Regions from separate parts of the Homo sapiens genome. Here region 1 is linked to region 2. The links are chromatin loops, found by intact Hi-C in ENCODE. Cell type or tissue: tibial artery. All regions are shown on one strand. Each heading gives the region's core, and the rest is flanking DNA. Links, peaks and the distances in the headings are about the cores only.

Region 1 (5,373 bases), core at 57-5,056, 46 kb before region 2:
ATTGCAGTAGGATGCAGCCATACTGGAACTTACTCATTTATGGAATATCTGCGCTTTATTTTTTGTTGTTAGTCACACTTGAGGTGTGTTCAAATGTAAACATGCTGAGCAGTGTTAGAAAGATATACAAGATTGTAACGAAGTAAGAAAAAACTGGATCAACTACCAGCTAATGAATTTTATATTTTAAGTAAATGGAATGTGGACCTTGGCAATTAGTTTTCATCTTGCCCTCTTATTTTTTTTTTTATTAGACAGAATCTTGCTCTGTCACCCAGGCTGGAAGGGTGGAGCACAACAGTACGATCTTGGTTCACTACAACCTCCTCCACCTCCCAGGTTCAAGAGATTCTTATGCTTCAGCTTCCCAAGTAGCTGGGGTTACAGGCGCGTGCCACCATGCCTGGCTAATTTTTTATTTTTAGTCGAGATGGGGTTTTGCCATGTTGGCCAGGCTGGTCTCCAACTCCTGATCTCAAGTGATCACCCACCTCACCTTCCTAAAGTGCTGGGATTATAGGTCTGAGCCACCATCCCTGGCCTGATCTTCTGTTTTAATATTGGTTATTCAGTCTCAATGATAGCACCTGGTTGTATTAAATTGGAGTAGAAAGCACAATTGAAATGAATGTGGTTGTGTATGTACATGCTAATTTAGCGCTCATGGCAGCACTGTGAGGTGGGCATTGTTTCTGAAGGAATGCCGGATGGGCAAGTCAGGGCTTAGATACGGGACTTGTGGGCAGTTACTGCTGTCCCATGGCTGAGACCAGGCCTGTCTGACTCCTGTACCCTGAACGCTTCTTAACATTGCCTTTCAACACACGTATGAGTAATTGTCAAGAGTCAGTGAGTGCTCGAGTGTGATGTGGTCTGTGGCGTTTGCCTCGCAGTGTTGCTTTGGCTTGGGATAACTGGGCGACAGCTCCCTTCCTTCTGCAGCTGCCTGGGAGTCCCAGGAGAACCCCACTGATACCATTTATAAATGCTGGACATGTGACATTCTGCTTGGTGCCAGCACATCTGGAATCCGACAGCGTAGTTAGATTCTTGGTCAGCAAACCCGTACAGGAGCGTGTGAACTCTGCATTTGCTTCTCCCGGACAAAGGTGAGTTCCTGGTCACTGTGCTGGATGGCAACAGGTGTGGCCTCAGGAGCAGGACAGAGACTGGCACCCACGTGCAGGAGTAGCATCTGCAAGGAGGTGGGGGATGTGACAGACACAAAACCACTGAAATCCTGAAAGTGCGAGCTCAGCTGTTACCATGGAGGAGAGGCGCAGGTAAGACCAGATTGTTTCTCATTGTTGCACGTTTCTGAAAATGACCCTAAATTGACTCTTCTTTGGCTCCTTGCGCTTCCTAGTTGGGTGGGAGGAAACTGTGCCCCTGGCTCTGGCCCTGCTTGCGGCGAGATGGAGGCTGCTGTAGCTTGCCCTGCCCTCCCTATGACTTCCTCTGTGCTGTTCTCCTCCAGGAACAGTTCTGCTGAGCAAGCTTGGACTCTGCTCCCTTCTGCTCTTGGATGTCATGTCTGGAAGGCTTGTGTTCTTTTCTGGGTTTTGATGATGCTGAGCTATGTTTTTGCAAGGATCACACGTGCCCATAGCAGGGAGAAGCCCCTTTGCGACTTCAACATCTTGACACTCTCAGCAGAGCTCGCTGTCGAAGTTGAGAGACTTTTGCGTTTGTTTTGGCAGAAGCTGAGTTTCAGTCCTAGGACGGCCTCAGCACACTTGATCCCAGCTCCTTTCTCTCACTGCTCCCCTCGTGTATGGCAGAAATCATATGCCCTGAAGTTTACCAGTCCCTTCATTTGAAAACTTCAGTTAATGTATATGATCCTCAAATGAGAATTTTACTTTTTATAAAAGCAATCACAAAGACTGGATTTTGCGATACCAGTGTTTTATGTGTAGATTAATTGTACTCACAATAAACTTTGTCTTCTAAGTATTAATAATTCCATGTTTCAGATTAGCATGGAATCATGCCCTGGAGTAGTTTTGCTTTTCCGCTGTTTTTGGCGAAGGTAAAGTTGAGAACGTTGTGATATTAGCTGTAGTGAGCCTTTAGTTCCTTCTGTCTATTTTCCTTGAAGCCAAGACCAGCAGACTGATTGATACCAGTTTGTGAGCGCCTGGCATCTCCTAGGCCTTTCGTGGGTCTTCCCTCTGCTGTCTCGTGGGCAGAGCAGTCACTCGTGGAAGGTGAACCTGAGAATCTGTGGAATTACATAAACTTCATAGCTCTCTTCTGTGACAAACCGAATCACATTAAACCCAGTAAATTGTAACAGCAGGCTTTGCACATACAAAGCATTGAACACCAGAACAGGAAACCGCGTTGCGATGCTTCTGGTCCTGCACAAGACCTCTAGTATCATAGCACATTGAAGATAGTGGCAGCATTGAGTGTTTGGAAATATTATGTACCATGGCCTTGATTTTCGAGGGCCTGGATAAACACCTCTGTGGTTATGGCAAACTTTATCAATGGGAGCTGAAGGTTAGTGCTGGGGCAGATTGTGTTTCAAAGAATCAGGGTCTCTTGAGTATGTTTCGGTTTTCCCATGAAGAAGAAAGATGTTACCTGTTCTTTCCTGGACTGTGGCTATCAGGGTGCCCCACCACGATCACTAATACATGTACCCTGTTTCCATTTAGCTGGGCTTGGGCCAGAGTCCTTCCGTTGTCACACGTCATATGAGGCTGTCTGCTGAGGAATTGTCTTCTGCTTCATCGTTAGCATGTTGAAATATTGCTTTCCAAAGCATATTCTACTTTATCATTTGTATTTATGTAAAATAATGGAATGGTTATTCTAACCGTGCAGTTTCCTATCCTTGGTTATTTAATTGCGGAAAGATAACAGTGGGTTTTATTTTGCTAAAATCTGCTAGGAATTGTGCAAAATCTTTGTGAAATGCCCAATTTCCTAGCTTAAGTTATAGATGTTTGTATATAAGAGAAAAAGCCTATTGCTAAAAGCAGCAATGTCTTTATCGATGCAAAAAGCTTTAAACTTACTGGCCGTGTAGTCAGTAAAATGCATCAGAACGTGGCAAAAATTGAGAAAAGCATTGAAGTTTTAAAATCTGCTATGCAGTTTTCTTCAACTCCCTTGCAAGATACTTAATTTGAGTAGAAGACAGAATAAAGTGTTCCCGTTGAGGAAAGTGACAGGGAGGACCGTTCAGAACGTGTTTGGAATCTGAGCAGTCCTGTCACGCTCTAGTCTGTGATGTGGTGGTGTGTCCATGGTACCACTTTATAGAACTTGAAGAATGCTGCTTCTGTGAATAAAATACATTTTATTCTTGGCATTTCATTTGTGAGTTTTGAGATGTGTAAAACGTGTTAATGGTTTCTTTCTCTTACACAATTACTTGTTCTTTTTTTTTAAGTACCTACAAGACTCTGAAGCACATAATCACTTAAAAAGAAAAGAGGAAAAAAAAAGCCGGCGTGATGGCTCATGCCTGTAATCCCAGCACTTTGGGAGGCCGAGGCGGGCGGATTGCTTGAGCCTGGGAGCTTGAGACCAGCCTGGGCAACCTGGTGAAACCCCATCTCTACTGAGAACACAAAAATTAGCTGGGTGTGAGGGTTGCACACCTGTAGTCCCAGCTACTCTAGAGGCTGAAGTAAGAGAATCGCTTGAGCCTGGGAGGCGGAGCTTGCAGTGAGTGGAGATGGCGCCCCTGCCGTCAAGCCTTGTTGACAGAGGGCGACCCTGTCCGAAAAACAGCAACGATAATAACATGTGGGTGAACTGCCCGGCTGCGCTCTGTGTAAACTAGAGTAGAATAAATCCAGTTATGTTTGTCTTTTATTAGCATTGAAATTTTCTTAATCATCCCTGTTTTTTCATTACATTGTAGCAATATATTGCTGCTTAGAGTCTGGAACAAGTAGGCTTCTCTTGATCATCAGGTTGTTACTGGATTGCTAAAACTTGGCATGATTTTCCCTTCCTTGGATGTGAGTTATAGAACTTTGCCTTTTGAGGTGACATGCTGCATTATGACAGCAGACACAGGAACTCCCAAATAATTCACTTACATGCTAAAATGTACGTGCTTTGTAGCATTTCCCTCCGAGAATGAAAATGGTACCTCTCATTCGTGGGTGGATGATGCTATTTGCTGAAAACATGTTTATTTACTGCCTCAGTCCGCAGTTGGGTAGCCCTGTCCTTTGTAGGATATTCAGGGAGCGGGGACATCTTGAGTCTTGAAAGTCTCTCTCTGCGAGATGGCAATCTTCCGGCTGCCTGTTTAGCGAGTCCCGCCGGCTGTCATTTACTGGAGAGTGCAGTTTCCTGGCTGCCCTGGTCTTTGAGGGGAGGGAGACTGAGGGGTCATTTTCTCACCTGCACCAACGTGTTTATTAAAGCTGGCTTGTGGATCATTTGGAGGAAAACCCGCATCTGTGACTTTCAGATGAATGGAAGTCATTTTAAAAAACTTTTTTTTGTCTATTATGGAGAAGTTTTGTCCTTGTGATCTGTGAATACAGTCACTGGAGAGCAGAATGTTGACCGTGTGAGTGCTTACAGTGTACATACAAAGTCACATCTTCACAAGTATTACATTAAAAAGTGACAAATAATAGAAAACTATTTTTCTCATTACAACCTCGGTAAGAAGCTGGCAGTACTCTTTTGTTTTTGGAGGGGTGTGATGGGAATATTGAGAGAGTGTCATCAACATTAGACTCACCCACTCTGCAAATCCTGTGCTGGCTGGAATGGGGACCCCGTGATGGAAAGATGCAACCCTCTGCCTGGACGGAGTTGAATTTTTGTGGCGCTCAGGATGCACAGTTAACTGCAATATAAAGGCAGAGTGTGAAACGCTGTGGAGGCTGAGAGAAGAGATGTGGTTAGCAAGTATGAGTGAGATGTTTGGGGCGTGTTAGCAAAGCTTGCTGCACACATGCCAGGTGCTGTCTGCACACGTGTGATCCTTAGAACACTGGCGTGTGGAGCCATGAGGCTGTCGAGGGCCCCAGCTCCCGGCAGGCTGAGGGAGTCTCCTGTTACCACTAGGATAACCGTGATCGAAGGCTGTCACTCAATCCCGAGAAGGGTCTCCTTTCAGAGAGGAAAACACCCCTAGAGCCTCGGGCAGAATTCAGTGATTTTTTATTATAATGTTGCTTAGATTTCGCAAACATGAAACCAAGAACATATTTCGGAATGCTTATGGTTCTTTTGTAACCATGGATACAAAATAATTCGCAGTTGATGGACAGTTTTTGGAAGCTGAACTGCTTACATTATGAGCACGGTGCTCTCCCTACTGCCCTGGGCCTTGCTCTGGTTTGCTGGGGAAGCTTTGCAGGGCCTCTTGGCTGGGATACCTCTCCC
Region 2 (5,373 bases), core at 207-5,206:
TGGGGGGCCCTGAACCTTTGGTGTTAGGAATTCGGTGAACGGCACGTATGATACCTCGATTCTTTGCATTTGTAGCAATAGTTGTTAACAACATGACCATGAGATGTACAGAGGAAGGAAAAAGGTTTTATTTTCAGAGTAACAGTCTACTTTGGGAAATGTGGTCTCGGGGGAACTGTAAGCACACGCCCCTCAGGAGGGGAGGAGACCGCGGCATTTAAACACACGGGAGTTTGTTCGCTGTGTGTGTTCATCAGGTTCGTGGAATGTCTGAACGTTTACAGGGAAAGTGGGGTTTGTTCGCTGTGTGTGCTCATCGGGATTGTGGAATGTCTGAATGTTTACGGGGAAAGTCACAGCACACACGCAGTGAGTTAACCTGTAACATCTGTGTTCACCTTGGGGCGAGCGTAACATTTGAAATGAGGTGGACTCAGCGCGTCACGACCAAAGATGAGCTGTTGGGCGCAGACGTTTATGTGCAGCCTCTGTCAACAGCCGAGACTGGCTCAGGGTCTGCAGCTTTTGGCGGGAAAGGATGCTCACGACGCCCTTCTGTCCAGTCGGGGCTGCCTGCAGGGTCCCAGGGTGGGGTGTCTGGTCGGCCGGCATCGGGAGTCTGCCAAGGTCCCGTGGGCAGCGTTCCTCTAAACCAGGCTGCTGTCTGACTGTGGAGGAGACTTCATGCTGGTTAACAAACTGTACAGGAGTTAGTGCCGTGGGGCTTTGGGGCCAACCTTCCTCCCTGTGATGCCGCTTGCATTTCTCTCTGGGCCTCATTGTAGCCACAGAGAGTCCATCTCGTCTGACAGCAGGGGGTGCCATGTTGACATAGTAATTTATTGTATTAATCAACCTTTTCATTACTATGTTAGTAACAGTCTTTTTTTTTTTTTTTTTTTTTAAGAGATAGGGTCTTGCTGTATTGCCCAGGCTAATCTTGAACTCCTGGCCTCAAGCAACCCTCCCACCTCAGCCTCCCAAAGTGCTGGGCTTACAGGCTTGAGCCACTGCACCAGCCTACAGCCATGTTTTTAAAAGTCAGCAGTTTAAAAACCCTACTCCTCTCACCCCCTCAAGCAGGCTGGTTGGCCTTGTACAAACTGGGGTGTCACGACCTTGGCCCCCCTTTTATTTTTCCCTTTCTTTGGCCTCAAGTTCTGATAAGAACAGCAGTTACAAAATGGGCATTAGGTGATTCTTCCATTAATAAAGCCAGAATTCTCATCAGTTAGAGATGTTTGTCCCCAGGAGTCCAGAAAGCTGTTTTGAATCAAGCCCATAGCAAATAAGGAACAAAACCCTTGGTCCTCTGCTTAATATCTGGGAAATGTGTTAGTTGCTGACACCCTTTGATCTGTGCTCACGTGCTGCATCTCCTCACGGGAAGCAAAGTCGCCCTGTGGAATAAAGCCCGGCTCACGGTGGCATGTCCGGGATGCTCCGGGCTGTCAGTCACTTAGACGGCGGCAGGCGTGGAGACTCGGCATCGTGTGCAGAGCTCGGGCAACCGGAGTGCATCCACCTTAGAGACCACACAGCCGGTCGGCAAGGTGGACGTCCAGGCAGATGGCCTGATGGGCCCGCCACGTGGTGGCGAATTAGGAATTTGTTAGCAAAGAAATGAAACTTGCCTGTTGGTCCCAGCTTCTTTGGGAGGCTGAGGCAGGAGGATTGCTTGAGCCAGAAAGTCAAGGCCGCGATGAGCCATGATCGCAATACTGCACTCCGGCCTGGGTGACAGAGTGAGACTCCACCTAAAAAAATAAAAGCAAGCTAAACCTTTCCATAGCAGGAGGGGAGAATTTATCAAAGTAACTGCAACAAAAATCTTAGATGATGTAATTTCAGTGGCTAAGTGAGCTATCCAGCCCATGTGGCTGGCTCACAAAGATGCAACGGAGCCAGGTGCTGCTGCAGCTGCCCTCCCACCCTGATCGTTTGTGGATGTTTTCTGTTTTACGGTGTTTAGGATCTGTCTCCTGTCTTTTCTGTTTTCCCATATCTCCCTTTTGGATACATAGCTCACTACTTTATGGCTAAGCAACAGTAAAATAGGTTGTCTATTTTGAGAACTAACTTTTGTGTCTTTTAAGGACGGAAAACGAAGCAGGTGACAGGAGCATGGCAACGTGGTGAATAGATTTAGTTGAATATTTAAATACTTGGCACCACTCTGATCCCTTCTTCCTCTCTCAAGCTTAATTACAGCCGCTGCCTTCTAGGACAGAGCACTTTCAGCTCTGTGAGTAGGAATTAAACATTTTCTAAATCAGAAGTTTTAGTTAAGCAGTATTTTACGTGAATACCCAGTCCATAAGTGCTCACTGTACTGGTGTGTGGTATAGAGGAAGACCGGGTCTATGGTGCAGTGTCCCAGTTCCCATCTATGAGATGGGGGCCATGAGATGGCCTAGAAGAATGTTCAGATTGTGGGATTGAACGGATCTGCCCCACTCCTGGGAGCCTCGAGTCTAACTCGACTTGGGCAGGTTCTAGGGAGATGCCGGCAGCGCCGTCCTCACAGGTCACTGGGAGGGGTTCTGGCACCATCCCCGTCAGGTGTCTCATGATCAGCTCAGCTTGCCCATCTCAGAAGCTGCTGGTAGTGTTCTCGTTCCTGTTGTTTCTTGCGTGTTATTTAGGTTCTGTTCATGTGGGGACCTAGGAAGTTCCACAGTGAGAGGAGAGCTGCTGAGTCGCCTTCCTGCCTGGACGCCAGCCCCACGGAGGATGGTAACTGCTTGAGGTTGGCTTCTGCCCCCGGCCTCACCTGTGGAAGCACTGATGCAGTGGTACTTTGCAAGCTCCTGGGGCACACTGCACCGTTGTATGGATCCACAGGATACTGTGGTATCCAAGCACGTGCTCCCGGAGGAGAGGACCCTACAGGTGCTGATGCTGGGAGTCGGCAGAGAGTCCAGCGAGTGAGACTCACTGTGACGTGCACAGCTGCCATCTGCACAGCGCCTCCTGAGTCCAAGATGGTTGTGTGATAAGTGCACAAAGCGCATCTCCAGCAAAAAGCCACTAAGTGTCCACATCCGGGATATCCACCACTATGGCTTTTTGGTGTTAATAAGATGAATGTGAGTAGCAAGTGGTCTGCGTTCTGGGGGAGCAGCGGGCGGTCTGCGTTCTGGGGGAGCAGTGGGCGGTCTGCGTTCTGGGGGAGCTGCGGGCGGTCTGCGTTCTGGGTGGGCAGCGGGCGGTCTGCTTTCTGGGGGAGCTGTGGGCGGTCTGCATTCTGGGTGGGCAGCAGGCAGTCTATGTTCTGGGTGTGCGTGACGGTGCCACTGCGTTTTTGTTTTTATGTCTTGGTGAAAGGCATGAATGGCTCCTGACTAGGGTAGGTAAGGATGCTGTGACCAGGGACTCTGCAGTATTGTAGCTTGAGGAACCAAGGAGGTTTTCTCTCTCGCAAACCCTTCAGGGGGGATGTTCCAGGCTGGTGACTGCTCCATGAGGTATTCAGGGATCCAGGTTCCTTCCAGACACCTGCCCTACATTCCCAAGGACACGACTGTCCTTGCTGTGGTTGGGGCTGGGTGATTGCCATGCTGGCGGGGGAGGCTTAGGGTGAGAGTGGCCATCATTTACCTAATCTACATAATTACGTGGAGCTGGGAGTAAAGTGTAGCCGTGGCCTGGAGGATGGACGATGGATGTTGGTGAACAACTGGCTGCACTCACCGCAGCTGGCCCAGGGACGGGAAGGATGGCTGATTATGCCATTCAGCGGTACCTGGTTCTTTCACATTTGACTTTCTTATGGATTTTCTGTTGTACAGAGGAGAGAGCCTGTGGTTCTAGGCCAACCATCTCACTCATCTCATAACATCTTGTATCCCTTAGCCAACATTTATGTCAAGTTTTAGAAGTCCTACAAACTGGCAAGCATTTCTCAATCTGGTGTAACCACTGGATTTTATATCTGTGTCTGCATCTGTATTTACATCTCTGGTTATTTGACACTCTGTAGTACATTTGTAATCGGTTCCATTTGGTGGAAGTTACTTTCAACAAACTCTTGCTGCTACTTGAATTTTCAAGGTTGCAAGTAGAAATGAGGGAATAAACACCACATCTTTTTGCTCTAATTTTAAAATTTGTTGTTCCCCAAATCACACCATAAGTACAAATATTAAAAATTACAAAAGCAGCGGCTGAAGTCAAGGTTAAGGCATTTCTGGGTGATTTTAGCTAATCAGCAATATTTGCTGAGGTGTGTGGAGCAGAACAACATGCCAAGAAGCCCAGAAGCGGGGAGGGTCGGGAGGCCAGGCCATGACTTCAGAGGTGCTGTTTTGTGAGGGAGAGGAGCTAGATGCAGAGATGATAAACAGCTGCAGATGCACCCACTGCCGCACTTCGCACGGTACGGGGCCTTTGTGAGCTGAGTTATGAACCGGGTGAAGGCTGTGCAGGCGTCGGAGAATCCAGGCCAGATGCGATGGGTGGAGGCTGGGTAGAGGTGAGGAGCCAGACAGCCTCACTGAATGTGTGGTGGCTCACTGCAGACAGCTGTCCCCCAGGACGGCTGCCCTTACCCTGTCCGCCTCCACCTACTGAGGCCTATAGGTGTCGCAAGTGTGTGGTTTCTAAACAGACTTGGATGAGTTGCTTGCTGCCTGATGCACCTGGACAGGCGGAGGGCTGGTTATCCATGATGGCACCAGGGACTCTGCCGGGGACTGGCAGGACAGAGCCTCAGAGCACGGCACCAGTTCCCTGGGAGAAGATGGTGCTGGCGGGACGGAGGAAAGAAGAGGCACACAGTGCTGAGGCATGAATGCCAGTTTGCTCTTAGACATGACACAAATGCCTTCCGGAAGTTTCCACATAGGCGCAGTTAAAGCCACCAGTGTGGACGAGTCCTTAGATCAGGAGACCCAGAACATATGTGTATTTGAGATCCTTCACGTGCTGCCATCTCTTCAAAGAGGACCACAAGGTCGTCTCTAGTAATGTAAAACTAACATAAAAGAATTTTTTATTAAATGCCACGGATTTTTTTTTTTTTTTTTGGTGGGGTAGGGCTGGTGTGTGACAGAAAAACAGCGGATACGGTGACACAGCTGGTGGGTGTTGGTTCTGGGCCCCAGCTGTGCAGCTGTATGAATAGAAATTAGTCTCTACAGTGGTATGAACCTAAACACCTGGATTACATGTTTTCATGTATTTAACATAAATAAATGCACACATTTATATGCTAAACACACATTTTTCTAAATTTTATGTAATAAAATTCACACCTTCAAGTATTTAGCATAGAAACAGCTGTGCAGCATCTCCCTGCCCACAGCCACTTGGACGTTCAGAGTGGAAACCACGCGGCTGTGGGCTTTGTGAGTGGTGAGCCGTGCACAGGTG

Evidence for each region. Hi-C counts contacts between places; a loop is a spot of excess contacts. Peaks named below come from ENCODE experiments on the same cell type or tissue, not always from the same donor. Only the 100,000 strongest peaks of a DNase experiment are listed, where the experiment ranks them.
Region 1: a loop joins it to region 2, with 2.0 times the contacts of the local background. A loop is called at or near these places in 11 of 110 quality-filtered maps.

Annotation. Positions count from the first base shown.
Region 1 is chr10:571,796-577,168 of GRCh38, reverse strand. The region is part of intron 1 of DIP2C (disco interacting protein 2 homolog C); the gene reads left to right. Among named protein-coding and RNA genes, the nearest start is that of DIP2C-AS2, 54 kb to the left of the region's middle. RefSeq lists an enhancer at 4,879-5,373. In tibial artery, for the core only: no CTCF peak of the experiment used is centred there; no DNase peak of the experiment used is centred there; H3K4me3 peaks cover 608 bases; H3K27ac peaks cover 2,330 bases.
Region 2 is chr10:526,185-531,557 of GRCh38, reverse strand. All of the region lies in intron 1 of DIP2C (disco interacting protein 2 homolog C), which reads left to right. Among named protein-coding and RNA genes, the nearest start is that of DIP2C-AS2, 100 kb to the left of the region's middle. In tibial artery, for the core only: no CTCF peak of the experiment used is centred there; DNase peaks (open chromatin) are centred at 2,817 and 3,310.